Regions from separate parts of the Homo sapiens genome. Here all the other regions are linked to region 1. A link is a loop called in an ENCODE intact Hi-C map of the cell type or tissue named here. Cell type or tissue: OCI-LY7. All regions are shown on one strand. Links, peaks and the distances in the headings refer to the core of each region. The heading gives the core; the rest is flanking DNA.

Region 1 (5,535 bases), core at 1,256-3,755:
GGATTTTAAATGAGGCCAGAAAAACACAATATTTTCAAATCCTTTTAAGACTTGTGGTGATGTGTGCAAATTACAGGCATTCTGGAGATATGTGTACAGAGAATGTGGTCTCAATGAACGCAGTGTACATGCTATAGTCTGCTAGGACATTAGTTTGCTGGGGCTGCCCTAACAAAATACTACAGACTGAGTGGCTTAAACAACACATTTATTTCTCACATTTTTAGAGGCTGGTTAAGGTGTTGGCAGGGTTGGTTTCTCCTGAGGCCTCAAATGGCTTTTCCTCTGTGAGCTGACGCTTCTTATAAGGACACTAGTCAGATTGGATTACAGCCCACCGAAAAGGCCCTTTTAACTTAATCACCGGTTTAAAATCCCAGTCTCTAAATATCACAACTTTCTGAGATACTGAGGGTTGGGACTTTGACATATGAATTTTAAGGGGACACCATCCAGCCCCTAACATCTATTTCCCTGAAGGTGGGGCATATTTTCCTATTAAAGTTAACCTGAAACATGTGAGAATTTCTTTGTACATACTTTCCGCCTTTCCAATAAGTTATGTTCCAAACATTCATTCCCATTTCGGCTTTTCAGGTGCAGACCTCACAGAGAGATGACAGAGAAGGGTTGTGGTCCCCAGTGAGACAACGCCTGCCTATCTAACCTGCACAGCCTTGAGCTCCAGCACCCACCCGTGCACAGCCTTGAGCTCCAGCACCCACCCGTGGTGCAAGTTTCAGTATCTGATCCCAGTGGTTCACCTACTGCCCTGACCTCTGCCCTGAGGTGTGGCATCTCCTCCCTTCCCAGTTCTCTGACAGGGAAGTGGGGAATTTCCCCAAGTCTGAGTGGCCTCCATATTCAAAGCAGAGACATCCCCCTCTCAGCTGTGGACCTAGGGATGGTGATCTCAGCTGTGGCAGCAGAAAGCAGCTGTGATAGCCCAGGGGAGGCCAGGCCCTATTCTGCCCCCTATTTGTATAAACAGAGCATTCAAGGCTCATGACTTCAGCGGGGCTCTCTGTTGTCTTAATCTCATTCTTGGGGCACATTCTCCTGTAGGACACAGAAGGAGGTGGCATTTTACATTTACCATTAGATGATTTGAGTCATTGCAGCCTCACAGCACAGCTGCCCTGATGCATTCTACATTCTGCTGGCTGCTGTGTGGAGAACCTGACATGTTCATGGTCTTTGTGCTCAGGGATTTCACGGAATAAAGAGGCTGCAGCATTCGGATGAAGGCCACCCTCGCTCTGGCATGTTTGCAGAGCTTGGGGTGGTCTGCATTCTACATTCCGCTGGCTGCTCTGAGAATCTGATGCACTCAGTCTTTGTGATCTCACAGAATAAAGAGGCTGCAGCATTCGGACGAAGGCCCCTCGCTCTGGTGTGTTTGCAGAGCTCAGGGTGGTTTGCTGTGACCTGATTTCATGCTTATGACTCAGTATGCACAGCTGCAATCTTCTTCCTTGTGTTGCATTTGCCAATAGCATGATATTCCTGATGCCTTATTTAGGTAAATCCATATAAGAGCTAAGGCAGGAACGATTTATTTTCTACTTCTTGGCTGATTCCTCTCTTCATTGAGAGTCCAGGTGGACAGTCAGGAATGATGGGCAGAGTGCTGTTCTCCTCACCTCGAGGCTGTCCTCAGCACAAGGGAGCTGTTGTACCTCCTTCCAGCCCATTTCCATTCTAGACAACAAGAAGCAGGATGCGGGAAGCAGGTGGCCTTAAAGACACAACTGGAAAGCTGTGGAAATCATTTCTGCTCCCAAGGTGGGAGCCTTCACTTAGTCACATGGTTACAGCCAGGTGAAAGAAAGTCTGGGATGCTCTTCAGCGGGTGGCCGTGTGTCCATGTGCACGCAGTAATCACAAACACACCATGTAAGAAGGGGGAGAGATACTGAGAAAACCACTTTCATGGAGGGGAGGCAGCCGGACTCCTCTCTTTAACCAGAGGGGAGGGTCTGCATCTCCCCAGCTGTAGGTAAGCGGTAGCCGAGGCAGCCCACTAGGCCAAGGCCACTCAGGAGATATGGCTGGCCCTGTGCAGCAAGTCTAGGGTCACCTGGGATGCGCCCTGTACACAGGGGCCTCTTCTCCTGTAGCCCACTAATAATTACCACAGTGCCCACAGCCGGTCCATCTAAATGTTCAGAATACTGTATTTAGAATTAGTGTTAACATTTGAATAAGGTTTCATTTTTCTGCCTAACATTGAAAGATGAACTGGATTCTTGGATGTCACATAACATTTTGGGGTCCCCTTTCTGAACCTAGAATGTAAATAGATGAGCTAGCACTTCTCTTCACGCCAGTGGGGAGCAAATGCGATTCCTAAAGTCCTGGCTTCACCAGGAGCCGAGCTCCTGAGCCTTCCAGGGGTGCCTCTGCCCTGGACAGGGCGCTGCTGCCCTCTGGTGCGCGAGCCGCCTCCCAGCGCCTGCACCTGCTCCTGGAGACGCTCACCTTCCCGGCTGTTGCCCTAATTCTGCAACGTGTCAAAGGACAAATGTCACATGTATGTCTTAGCGGGGAAACTCTACAGTTTATTTTGGATAATAAGTATGTGAAATTAATACAATCTTATACTATCTTCTTGCACCCGTGGCGTAAAATCTTCAGAAAAATATCACTGCACTATTGCTGCTGTTCATTTTTCTCCTTGTTGCTTTTAACATTCACAATAGTAGATTGGCTCTTTCCTTTTTATTTTATTTTATTTTTTTGCTATGTGAACATATACATAGCAGAATAAATATATGTATAAATCAGGAAATACAGCATCTATATATTTTTATGGCAGATAATGTAGAATGACTTTTAGGATATTAAGTTAATAAAAAGAAGATATGTAAAATGATGTAATCTCTACTCACCAAGAATTCATTATGCAAGTCCAAAATTAAGGAGAAAGGTAAATAAACATTCCAGGCAACCTCCCTTTTCCACCTTTGTGAATCACGGCACATCTGATTGTGCACTAGGATGGCAGAGGAGTGTGTGTGACCCTGGGCGAGCTGGCTTTCATGGTGGTCCTTGCTGCCTTTGGGCCCCCAGGTGTCCAGGTGGGGCAGGAGAGGTGGTGCTGCCTGGAGGCAGCCTCTCCTTAGGAAAAGCCTTCTCAGGACCCCTGTCCCTCTAGTCCTCTGCAGACCTGACTTGACACCATCTCACACGGATGCATGAGAGGCCGTGGCCAGGGGTGCCCTCTGAGAACCAGCCCCCTGGCCCTGTCCTTCAGCCTTCTGGGCCTCCTTACTTACTTTTCTCCAGGGAATGTGATAGAGACAACGTGGCTGGCGGCGGGGCTGGGGGTGCAACCAGGGGAGAGCTCGTGCTCTGAGATCTCTCCCGTTAGCTGTTTGCTCTGCTCGCCGCTCACTCTAACCAGCTACAGAGCATCTATTCTGTGGTGTGGGCAGCTGCCCACCACCCTTGCCTCCTGGGTCCATGGCTGAGCCACCTTGTGCAGCCCCTGGGGACTCTGTGGGGCATGGGACTGAGGTCTGGCTGGAGATGCCTGAACACAGGTGAAACGCATCATTTCCAGGTCTGGTGCACAAAACCACTCGCTTTCTCCTGAAGGCCGGAGGGAGCAGGCACAGGAGACCTTGGAAACAGCTGCTGGAAACAGCAGAACCTGAATACACTGACCCTCCATGTGCCTGGTGCTACTGTGTGAGCAAGAAATGAACTTCTGTTGGGTTTGAGTCAACCTACATTGAATTTTGTTTCATGATTTACTCATCCGAGGCATGGGCCATCGTTCTGAGCTGTCCCCAGGCCTGACTCTCCATGGCTCTGGCTGAGGTCCTTCCACCCGCCCTCCTTCCTCCCCACTCACGTGTGCCCATCAGCCTTGGTGGAAGCTTTGCTCAGGAGATGTGGTGTTGCAGGGGCTCTGCCATCTTCTGTGGCCAGTTCCAGGGCCCAGGGCATTGGCTCTCCCCCAACCCTTTGTCGCCAGTTTCAAAGGTGGAAGCCACCCTCCCCAGCAAAGGTGGACCTGGCCTGGGCTGTGCCTGTTGATTGTCCTAAACTCCACTCCCTAGCGGTGCTGCACACCCACACCCCTGCCCTGGGCCTGCCGTGGGTCAAGTGGAAGATTGTTCCCATCAAATAGTAAAGAGGAAAGTGAGATGGATGCAAATCCCAAACCCCACTTCCGTATTCTGCCCTCTCTCCACCTGGTCTTCTGCCTGTTTCCAATGCTCCCATTCACTCTGGAGCCCCTGGAGTTTGGCCCCTGCCCCCATCCCACCAAGCTGTCTTCAAGAAGGCTGCCCTGTGCCCTATGCAGCCAATGCAGCAGACGCCTCTCAGCTGCCTCCTGCAGGTAGCACGAGCCCTTCTCCAGGGCCCGGGCAGTGGGCTTTGCTCTCCTCCCTCTCAGGTGGGCAGCTCCATCTCTGCCTCACTTTGGCCCCTCCAACTTTATTTGACCCTGACATGCAGTGGTGCTCCTGACGCCAGGTGGGGTTTCTCTTTCTCCTCTCCCTGCATCCTCTCCCCAGGCCACCCTATCTCCCCTGGACTTCAGGACGGCACACAGGCCGATGGCACCAGCATGTGCATCTCAACTCTAGATCTTCCTCAAGGACCCTGCCAGGCCTGACCCCGTGCAGTCCTCATTGCCCCTCTCCTCCATCTTCTTCCCTTCCTGCTGCAAGTCCGGCCCCATGGCTGTGCCCCTTCTTCCCTAGGTCATGTCTTCCCTGCCCTGGGACAGCCGCCTCTACCTGGCACTCATCTCTGGCTCCTCGGCGTGGATCAGGTGGGCTCACCCTGCAAGGTTGTACATGTGGACCCTCCTGCCAATGCTGCACCCTCTTCTTGGCCTCCTTGCTTCACATACACTCACCTATCTGCCTGTTCATGGATTTGTCCTGTGCATCTTACTTTCCATAGCCTGTGTCCCCAATGGAGGTGAAGCAGAGTTAGGGATGCATTGTGTCATAAGGAGTCATGCACTCAAGACCTACATGCAGTTATTATGCAGGTAAAGAAAAGGCTCTTAGTACCACTTCAAGGGCCATGTCCGTCCAACCATCCTTGACTTCTTGGTTTGGGCTGCACTTGTGATTCCATTGTGCTTTGTAAATAAATACCACCTAGAGCAATTACAAATGCATCACCTTTATTTTTGTTTGCATGATAAGAGGCCCCTAAAGTGAGTTCTTTGGCAGGGAATAGCTTTTCAATTCTGAGTCCCTAGTTTGAGAAACATCCATCAGGCATATAATTGTCACTCAGATGTTTTCTTCTGCGTAAACTCTTCAGTCCAATCTACAGCATGAACATCACTGTTCCAGGCTTGTCTCGGTAAGATGAGTCACAGGGGCAGGTGAGATGTCCTGAGGTTGCATCGTGGAATAAGCAGTGAATTTATTAAGCCATGGTTAGTAGTAATAAGCTGAATGCGAGGTGGGTCAAAGCAACATGTGCTATTATCTGAGTCTGTTTTGATGCCATATTTCTCGGAGAAGCAAATGTGTAACCCTCTTTTTGGGTATTACTTAG
Region 2 (2,500 bases), core at 1-2,500, 190 kb before region 1:
AAGAGCATAATTTGAGCCAGATAAGCAAAATTTCATTTTCGTTTGTCATCAGAAAAATCAGTGAGGAAGTAGAAGCGAAAGTCACTACCACTCAGTGCTAGAGGCAAAACATAAAGCCTGCGTGCTCCTGACAGAATGTGGTGCTAGCTCAGCAACACGGTCAAACACTTGAGAAGTGTGCAATGCACACCAGGGTCAGCTTGACACACCGAGCAGGGTACGCCCTGAGGTGCAGATCCAGGCAGTGTCCTGGCTCTGGGTGCTCCAATGAGAAGGGCCTGGACACTGACGCACTGAAGGGATGTGGGCATGGAGCAAAACGCAGCCAGATGATGAGGGGCCAGCCCGGAGGGCCGTGAGTGCCATGGGTGCCAAGCACAGCAAAGGAGGCAGGGAAGCTCTTGGGTCCTCTTCACTCACAGGACATGTTAATAAAATGTCCAATACATGGAGGGATGTAGGGACCAGCCCTACAGGGACTGTGGGTTTTTCTCCTCGTGTGGAGACGAGAGATTGTAGAAATAAAGACACAAGACAAAGAGACAGAAGAAAAGACAGCTGGGCCCAGGGGACCACTACCACCAAGACGCGGAGACCAGTAGTGGCCCCGAATGCCTGGCTGCACTGTTGTTTATTGGATACAAGGCAAAAGGGGCAGGGTAAGGAGTGTGAGTCATCTCCAATGACTGATAAGGTCACGTGAGTCACGTGTCCACTGGACAGAGGGCCCTTCCCTGTATGGCAGCGGAGGCGGAGAGAGAGAGAGGCCAGCTTACGCCATTATTTCTTCTATGCATTTCAAAGACTTTTAGTACTTTCACTAATTCTGCTACTGCTATCTAGAAGGCAGAGCCAGGTGTACTGGGTGGAACATGAAAGTGAAACAGCAGTGTGACTGCTGAAGCACAGCATCACGGGGAGATGGTTAGGCCTCCAGATGGCTGTGGGCAGGCCTGACTGATATGAGGCCTATCCACAAGAGGTATGGTGAAGCAGAGTCTGCTCTAACTCCCTTTCCCAGTCTGCTGAGTAACGGGTGCCTTCCCTAGGCACTGACGCTACCACTAGACCGAGGTCAGCTAAGTAATGGTTGCCTTCCCAGGCACTGGTGTTACCACTAGACCAAAGAGCCCTCTAGTGGCCCTGTCCGGGCGTGACAGAGGCTCACACTTGTCTTCTGGTCACTTCTCACCGTGCCCCTTCAGCTCCTATCTCTGTATGGCCTGGTTTTTCCTAGGCTGTAATTGTAGAGCAAGGATTATTATAATATTGGAATAAAGAGCAATGCTACAAACTGATGATTAATAATATTCATATATCATCATATCTATAATCTATTTCTAGTATAACTGTTCTCATTTTATATATTTTCTTTATTATACTGGAACAGCTTATGCCCTCGGTCTCTTGCCTTGGCACCTGGGTGGCTTGCCGCCCACAGAGGGAGGAGACAAACTGAGGCTTGCTGTGGGTTGAACCGTGTCCTCCCAGAAGATATATCCCTGTCCTAACCCCTCCTCCCATCTGTGAACATGACCCTACATGGACACAGGGTCTTTGCAGATGTCATCAAGAAAAGGTGATACCAGATTAGGGTGGGCCCTAAATCCAATTACTGGTGTCCTCATCAGAAGAGACAGAGAGACACAAAGTGGAGAACACACCGTGAAGGAGAAGGCAGAGATTGGGGTGATGGGTCAGCCCAGGAACGCAGAGGACCACGGGTCCTTACTAGAAGCTAGCAGAGAAACAGAACAAACTCTCTCAGAGCCTTCCAGGAGGAACCAACCCTTCTGACCCCTAGGTTGAAACTTCCCCTTCCAGGACCGTGAGAATAAATTCCTGAGGCTCTCAGCCACCCAGCTTGTGGCACTTTTGTTACAGCAGCCCTGGGAAGCTCACACACAGCCCTCCTGGAGGCAGTCTCTGCAGGAGACACCGCCCACCCGCCAGAGCGATGCCTACCTCCCGCACCAGCAGCGTGGGTGCCCTGGACGGGCACGTGCACACAAACCCCTCTTCACAGGGCTCCCCAGGCCCCAGGGCCCGTCAAGGCAGAAACACTCACCTCGCATACTGTCTCAGGCCAGTGCTGAACCATAATTAGTTTTTTCCACTCATGGTTGTCACTGTTAAAACATAAGAAACTTATTTTTCAAGAACTTTTTTTAAAGTTACAGAAAAAATTCATCCACCCATCCATCCCTTCAATCATTCATTCAGCACTGAGTGCTGTGGGAGGAGGAACACTGCCTGCCCTGCTGCTGCACACACTCCCGTGAGGAAGGCGGTACACCCCTACACTAAGAAGGCACGTGTGGTGGCGTCCAGTGCTGAGTGGCGGAGAACATGAATAGGATAAGGGGAGGAGGGGAGAGGAGGGGAAGCGGAGGCAGGGCAAGCTAGGAGTGCAGCCAGGGAGGGCCTCACTGAAGGGAAGCCACTGAGCCACGAAGCACCTTTCTCCTAAGGATGCTCAAGAGAAATGCAGACCCACGAT
Region 3 (5,535 bases), core at 1,288-3,787, 96 kb before region 1:
TTTGTTCTTGTTGCCCAGGCTGGAGTGCCATGGGGCGACCTCGGCTCACTGCAACCCCTGCCTTCTGGGTTCAAGTGATTCTCCTGCCTCAGCCTCCCAAGTAGCTGAGATTACAGGTGCCTGCCACCATGCCCAGCTAATTTTTATAATTTTTTTGTAGAGACGGGATTTCACCATGTTGGCCAGGCTGGTCTCAAACTCCTGACCTCAGGTGATCCACCCGCCTCAGCCTCCCAAAGTGCTGGGAATACAGGTGTGAGTCACGGTGCCCGGCCTAGTCTTCCTGCTCTAGGAAGGGACGTGTTTGGGGAGGAAATCCAGGGCAGCTACCTTTGTGAGTTGTCCTAATGCTGCGTTCAGAGTTCCACACGTTCAACAAGCATCTGACATTTAAGGAAAGTGAATGTATGTCATGAAAGACAGATGAACAAAGAACTGATCTTGAAGAAAATGTAATCAGGAAACGAGATAATTCAAGAACAAAAACCTGTGAAGGACTGAATGTGTCCCCCAAAATGTGTATGTCGAAACCTAATCCCACATAGGATGGAATTAGGTAGGGCCTCTGGAAGTTGATGAGATCATTAGCGCCCTTATAGGAGGCCCGGGAGAGCTGCTTTGCCCCTTCCAGCGTGTGAGGACACAGTGAGGAGGTGTTGCCTATGAGGAAACAGGCCCTCCCAGATGGTGAACCTGCCGGTACCTTGATCTTGGACTTAAGCCATCTGAGCTGTGAGCCCTACACTTCCATTCTTTATAAATTATCCAGTCCAAGGTACTTTAGGAACCTGAATGGATTAAGACAAACCTGATTATGCCACTCCGAGATTTGAGGTAACATTTGAATCTAAAAGAGGCTATATGAAAGAGGTTATAATAAAAATGATTTTTGACTAAAAAATTGTTGGCCTAAGATAATTCAGTAGCAGGGCTGAATAATGGGATGACTCAAAATCAGTAAGCTCAAAGGCAATTTCAAAGAAATCTTTATGTTTAGCAAGAAGACCAAGATGACAAGATGCGCCAGGAGACTTGGCCAGAGGACCTCCAGGCTGACAAAGTTTCCCCGAGGAAGTCAGATTGGAAAAGTGTCCTCAGGTTCAAGGAAACCTGGGTGTGCACCGGGTGAATGAGAGTGGCAGACAGAAGGAAACAGCAAGGCCTCTGAGGTAGGAGGGACAGCGTTTTTGAATGTGAAATTTATTCCCTGATACATGTTTTTAAAAATGAATCTTGCTGCCCTTAGAAAATGAACCCCCGAACAAGGTAAGGTCGAGCTGGCCCCTCGTGTCATCCGACTTTGCGTTGTGGCCCTGCCTGCAGAAACGTGTGCTCTGCTACAGCCCTGGGAGGAGGGGCCGGGCTCCCAACTCCTGCCCCGCTTCTAGCACATGCTGTGCTTGGCCACTTCTCTGCCTCTTAGTTTAACAGCAGCACTGGGCAAGGTTTGCCCTCTGCACACCAGACCGGCTTCCCAAGAACCGGGGAAGAGGAGAGGGCATGCCTGGGGCCTGAGCTTAGTGGGCCGGGTGGAGGCAGGAGGTACTGCATGGAGGAGCGTGGACAGTGGCATGCAGGAGGCCAGTCATTCTGCGGTTTTAGCTGGAGGTTTGTTTTTGGTAGTTTGTAGAATCATCAGATTTGATGATGAAACTTTTTTTCCATAAATGTTAAATTTTCAGACACTTGTATTTTTTTTTTCCTTTTTTTTTTTTGAGACTGAGTCACTGTCGCCCAGGCTGGAGTGCAGTGGTACTAGCTCGGCTCACTGCAACCTCTGCCTCCCAGGTTCAAGCGATTCTCCTGCCTCAGCCTCCTGAGTAGCTGGGATTACAGATGTGTTTCACCATGCCCGGCGAATTTTTTTTGTATTTTTAGTAGACACGGGATCTCACCGTGTTGGCCAGGCTGGTCTTGAACTCCTGACCTATGGTGATCCGCACCCCTCCCCGCCCCCCCCGCGGCCCAGCCTCCCAAAGTGCTGGGATTACAGGCATGAGCCACTGTACCCAGCCCTGTATTTTCTTTAAAAACCAATTTTGGGCCGGGCACGGTGGCTCACGCCTGTAATCCCAGCACTTTGGGAGGCCGAGGCAGGCGGATCACGAGGTCAGGAGATCGAGACCATCCTGGCTAACATGGTGAAAACCCATCTCTACTAAAAATACAGAAAAAAAATGAGCTGGGTGCGATGGTGGGTGCCTGCAGTCCCAGCTACTCGGGAGGCTGAGGCAGGAGAATGGCGTGAACCCAGGAGGCGGAGCTTGCAGTGAGCCCAGATCACGCCCCTGCACTCCAGCCTGGGTGACAGAGCGAGACTCCGTCTCAAAAACAACAACAACAACGAAAAAACGATTTTGGCATGTTTTGTAAGTTGCCAGACTATTGGATATACCTCTTAATCATACTTTGTTTGAAATCCTTTGTGGTTTCTAAAGCACTAGTAGCTTTCTGAAAGGAAAATTTTTAATGAATGAAGCATGCTTCATCCTGCACATCCCCTCCTGCCCCAGCACCCCTACTGCCCATGCGCCTCTCCTGCCCCAGCACCCCTACTGCCCCAGTGCCAGGCCTTTTCTAGCAGCTCTCATGGGTTCATCCCTGCTGCGGGCATTGCTCCACCAAGGGGCAGTGCTCTCCCTGCCGGTAAGTGTTGGAACTTCACGTTTCCCTCTAGTTTTCTCTTTACATTTTAACATACACTATTATGTGTCAATATATTAATTATATATTAATTACATTTATAGAGGTTAGGTATATATGGCAGATCATATCTGAGCGTGAATTACATTCTCCAATATTTTTATTTGTCATGATTTATTGCAGGGTTCACTTATTTGATCTACCCCAACTTAACACACATTTCCAAGAAAATATCCATCACACTAGAAAGAAAGAAAGAGGAAGGAAGGAAGGGAGGGAGGGAGAGAAGGAGAAAGGAAGAAAGGGAAGGAAAATGGAATGGAGGAAGGGAAAAATGGAAGGAGGAAGGAAGGAAGGGAAAGAATGAAGAAAGCCATTTGTTCCTGCAAACCTAAACCTCTTTGTAGTAAGTTCTGGCAGAAGGTGTGTTTCTGGAGTTAAACTACAGGCTTGGAAATGGAATTTCTTAGCCTAATTTCTAAATTAGAACTGCTTATGCAAATTAACACTCCGTACATTTCAACAAGCAGTTGGCTGATTTCTTCTGTCCACTCCACCTGCAGATGCAGAGGTGGCCCCATCCTGTGATGTGCCACCACATCCCTTTTCAGTGAAGGGCTTTGTTGGCTGCTGTGGGCATTCTCATGGCCTCTCCAGGGATGGCCTCCACTGTAGAGACCTATGTCACCAAGGCCAGGCCCTCTCAGGGGGCTCCATCCAACGACCATTCTGCCTCAGGGTAAGAGGCCCGGCCCTCTCAGCCTGAGTCCATTCTGGCTCCAGAGCTCCCTGAGAGCTTGCCTGGCAAGTTACTCTTGCAATTCTAGCTTCCAGCAGGCGTTGATTTCTGGGGCACTTTTGATAAACTCCTGGCAGGAAACTCAATCTCTGGGGGTCAGAGTCCACTTCCTGGGGAGCCCAATCTGTGACCCCTAGGAGTGGGGACCATGGAAGCACTTGGCTCTCCAGCATGTGCTGAATAGGGGGCGCTGCCTGCAATGTCCACGTGGAAACCTGGCTGGGAGAATGCCTGTGTGCTCTGCATGGGGATGTAAAGGTGTGAGCAAACCTTCTTCAGAGAGGGGATGTTCAATGCGAAATTTGAACATTGGGACCTGAAAAACTGATGGGCTGATGGGGTCTGCCCATGATTGGCAGCCTTCATAGAATCACGAGGGAGGAGCACAGGCCACCCTAGACAGGAGGGGTCCCCTACTGACAGGGAGGTGCTGTCGGGGCAGCAGGCACGTGCAGGAAAACGGAAAAGCAGAGTAATTGAATGTAAATCATGCAACTCCACTACAGTGGCTAGAAGCCTGGATGGGCAACTTGGCTGAGTGATGTTGGGCAAGTTATTTAATATCAGTATTCTCAGTTTTCTCATCTGTAAAGGGGATTAAATACTTCCTTCCCTTACAGGGCTGCCCTGGTCTTAAGTAATGCCCACAGAGAGCTTAGCATTGTTCTTGGCAAGTCACTAGTACTCAGTAAATACTATTTTTATTAAGAAGGTAAGATTCACAGGACTTAGTGTCTTAACTAGATGTTGAGAGTAAGGAGAAGAGAGAATACTTCTCGGATGATTGTTCAGTTTCTGATGAATGTCTGTTCCCCTTTCAAAACCTAATTCAGATGTCACTTCCTCCTCAAAGCTCTCGCCCCGCGCCGAGCTACTGTGATGTATTTTTATGACCTGGCAGCTTTTTTCTCATATCCCTGTTAGCGGTATGTGGTAAGAACATGAGACACAGAATCAGAAACCATGGATTTCTGGTCTTGACTCCACTACCACTCAGAGGAACCTCACGGTGGATGCCGTAAGTGTTTACACTGAAAAGGATTTTCACGAAAACCTGCATTTTCATTTCGTTCACAAGAGAATTATGAGACTAGAAAAACAACAATTCTTAGTATACCACAGACTGTGGTGCCTAGGAATAACAGACAAGCTTTAACTCACACGATGAGCATCTTTATTTAGCTCTGCTTTTAGATATCTGCATGATAAAGATGAGTGATCCAACGTTAGAAATCATCTGGACATTAAAACTGAATTGTAGGCAGGCGTGGTGGCTCACACCTGTAATCCCAGCACTTACGGAGACCAAGGCGGGCAGATTGCTTGAGCTCAGGAGTTTGTGAGACTAGCCTGGGCAACATAGTAAGACCCCTATCTCTACAAAAAATATAAAAATTAGCTAGGCATCATGGCCTGTGCCTGTAGTCCTAGCTATTGAGGAAACTGATGCAGGAGGATCATTTGAGCTCAGGAGTTTGAGACCATTCTGGGCAATACGGTGAAACCCTGTCTCTACAAAAAAATGCAAAGATTAGCTAGGCATGATGGCACATGCCTGTGGTCCCAGCTACTCGGGAGGCTGAGGCAGGAGGATTGCAGGAGGTTTGCTTGAGCCGGGGAGGTCGAGTCTGCAGTGAACTGAGATTGCATCACTGCACTACAGCCTGGGTGACAGAGTAAGACCCTATCTCAAAAAAAAGAACTAATTGTAACAAACTATCTTTCAAATTATATCAAAACAGTGATTCATAAATTCCATGTTGCCCAGAGATCATGAGGAGCTCTTCTATGATTTGACAGTGCAATTACTGAAGGGGAAGACACCATGCAAATACATGGTAAAAATATTCAAATTATTACTGATTTGACACAAAATATTGATGTAAATAACATAAAACTGTAATATGCCATTATGATGACATTAATGAAAAATTGGTTAATGAATGTCATTGAAAGAGCATGTACATCACTAAATGTTCTTAGTCACTGAAAGTGTGAAATAGCCTCTAAACTCATATGTGGAAAAAGAACTTGAAAAAGGTTTCCAGAAATGTGACAATTCTAGTACTTTCATGACATTTTAAAAAAGGGAT

Evidence for each region. A loop is a pair of places that touch in the nucleus more often than their neighbours do. Peaks named below come from ENCODE experiments on the same cell type or tissue, not always from the same donor. Only the 100,000 strongest peaks of a DNase experiment are listed, where the experiment ranks them.
Region 2: a loop joins it to region 1, with 3 times the contacts of the local background. A loop is called at or near these places in 6 of 110 quality-filtered maps.
Region 3: it touches region 1 in a loop (2.9-fold over the local background); 7 of 110 quality-filtered maps call a loop at or near these places.

The regions. Positions count from the first base shown.
Region 1 is chr6:167,139,931-167,145,465 of GRCh38, forward strand. It overlaps LOC112267970 (a long non-coding RNA gene), which reads right to left and starts at 1,421. Exons shown (of 2, transcript XR_002956379.2): 1 at 1,097-1,421; 2 at 1-605. RefSeq lists enhancers at 2,798-3,726, 3,727-4,655. In OCI-LY7, for the core only: CTCF peaks have their summits at 2,429 (motif pointing left) and 2,649; a DNase peak (open chromatin) is centred at 2,431.
Region 2 is chr6:166,950,420-166,952,919 of GRCh38, forward strand. RNASET2 (ribonuclease T2) reads right to left here. Exons shown (of 9, transcript NM_003730.6): 2 at 2,069-2,129. Among named protein-coding and RNA genes, the nearest start is that of RNASET2, 4.9 kb to the right of the region's middle. RefSeq lists enhancers at 103-1,022, 496-1,181. In OCI-LY7, for the core only: CTCF peaks have their summits at 1,135 (motif pointing left) and 1,338; DNase peaks (open chromatin) are centred at 42, 972 and 2,352; H3K4me3 peaks cover 2,419 bases; H3K27ac peaks cover 2,500 bases.
Region 3 is chr6:167,043,408-167,048,942 of GRCh38, forward strand. It overlaps CEP43 (centrosomal protein 43), which reads left to right. Exons shown (of 13, transcript NM_007045.4): 13 at 1-5,535. Among named protein-coding and RNA genes, the nearest start is that of CEP43, 47 kb to the left of the region's middle. RefSeq lists enhancers at 4,219-4,368, 4,469-4,548. In OCI-LY7, for the core only: CTCF peaks have their summits at 2,637, 2,837 and 3,683; DNase peaks (open chromatin) are centred at 2,634 and 3,234; H3K4me3 peaks cover 908 bases; H3K27ac peaks cover 998 bases.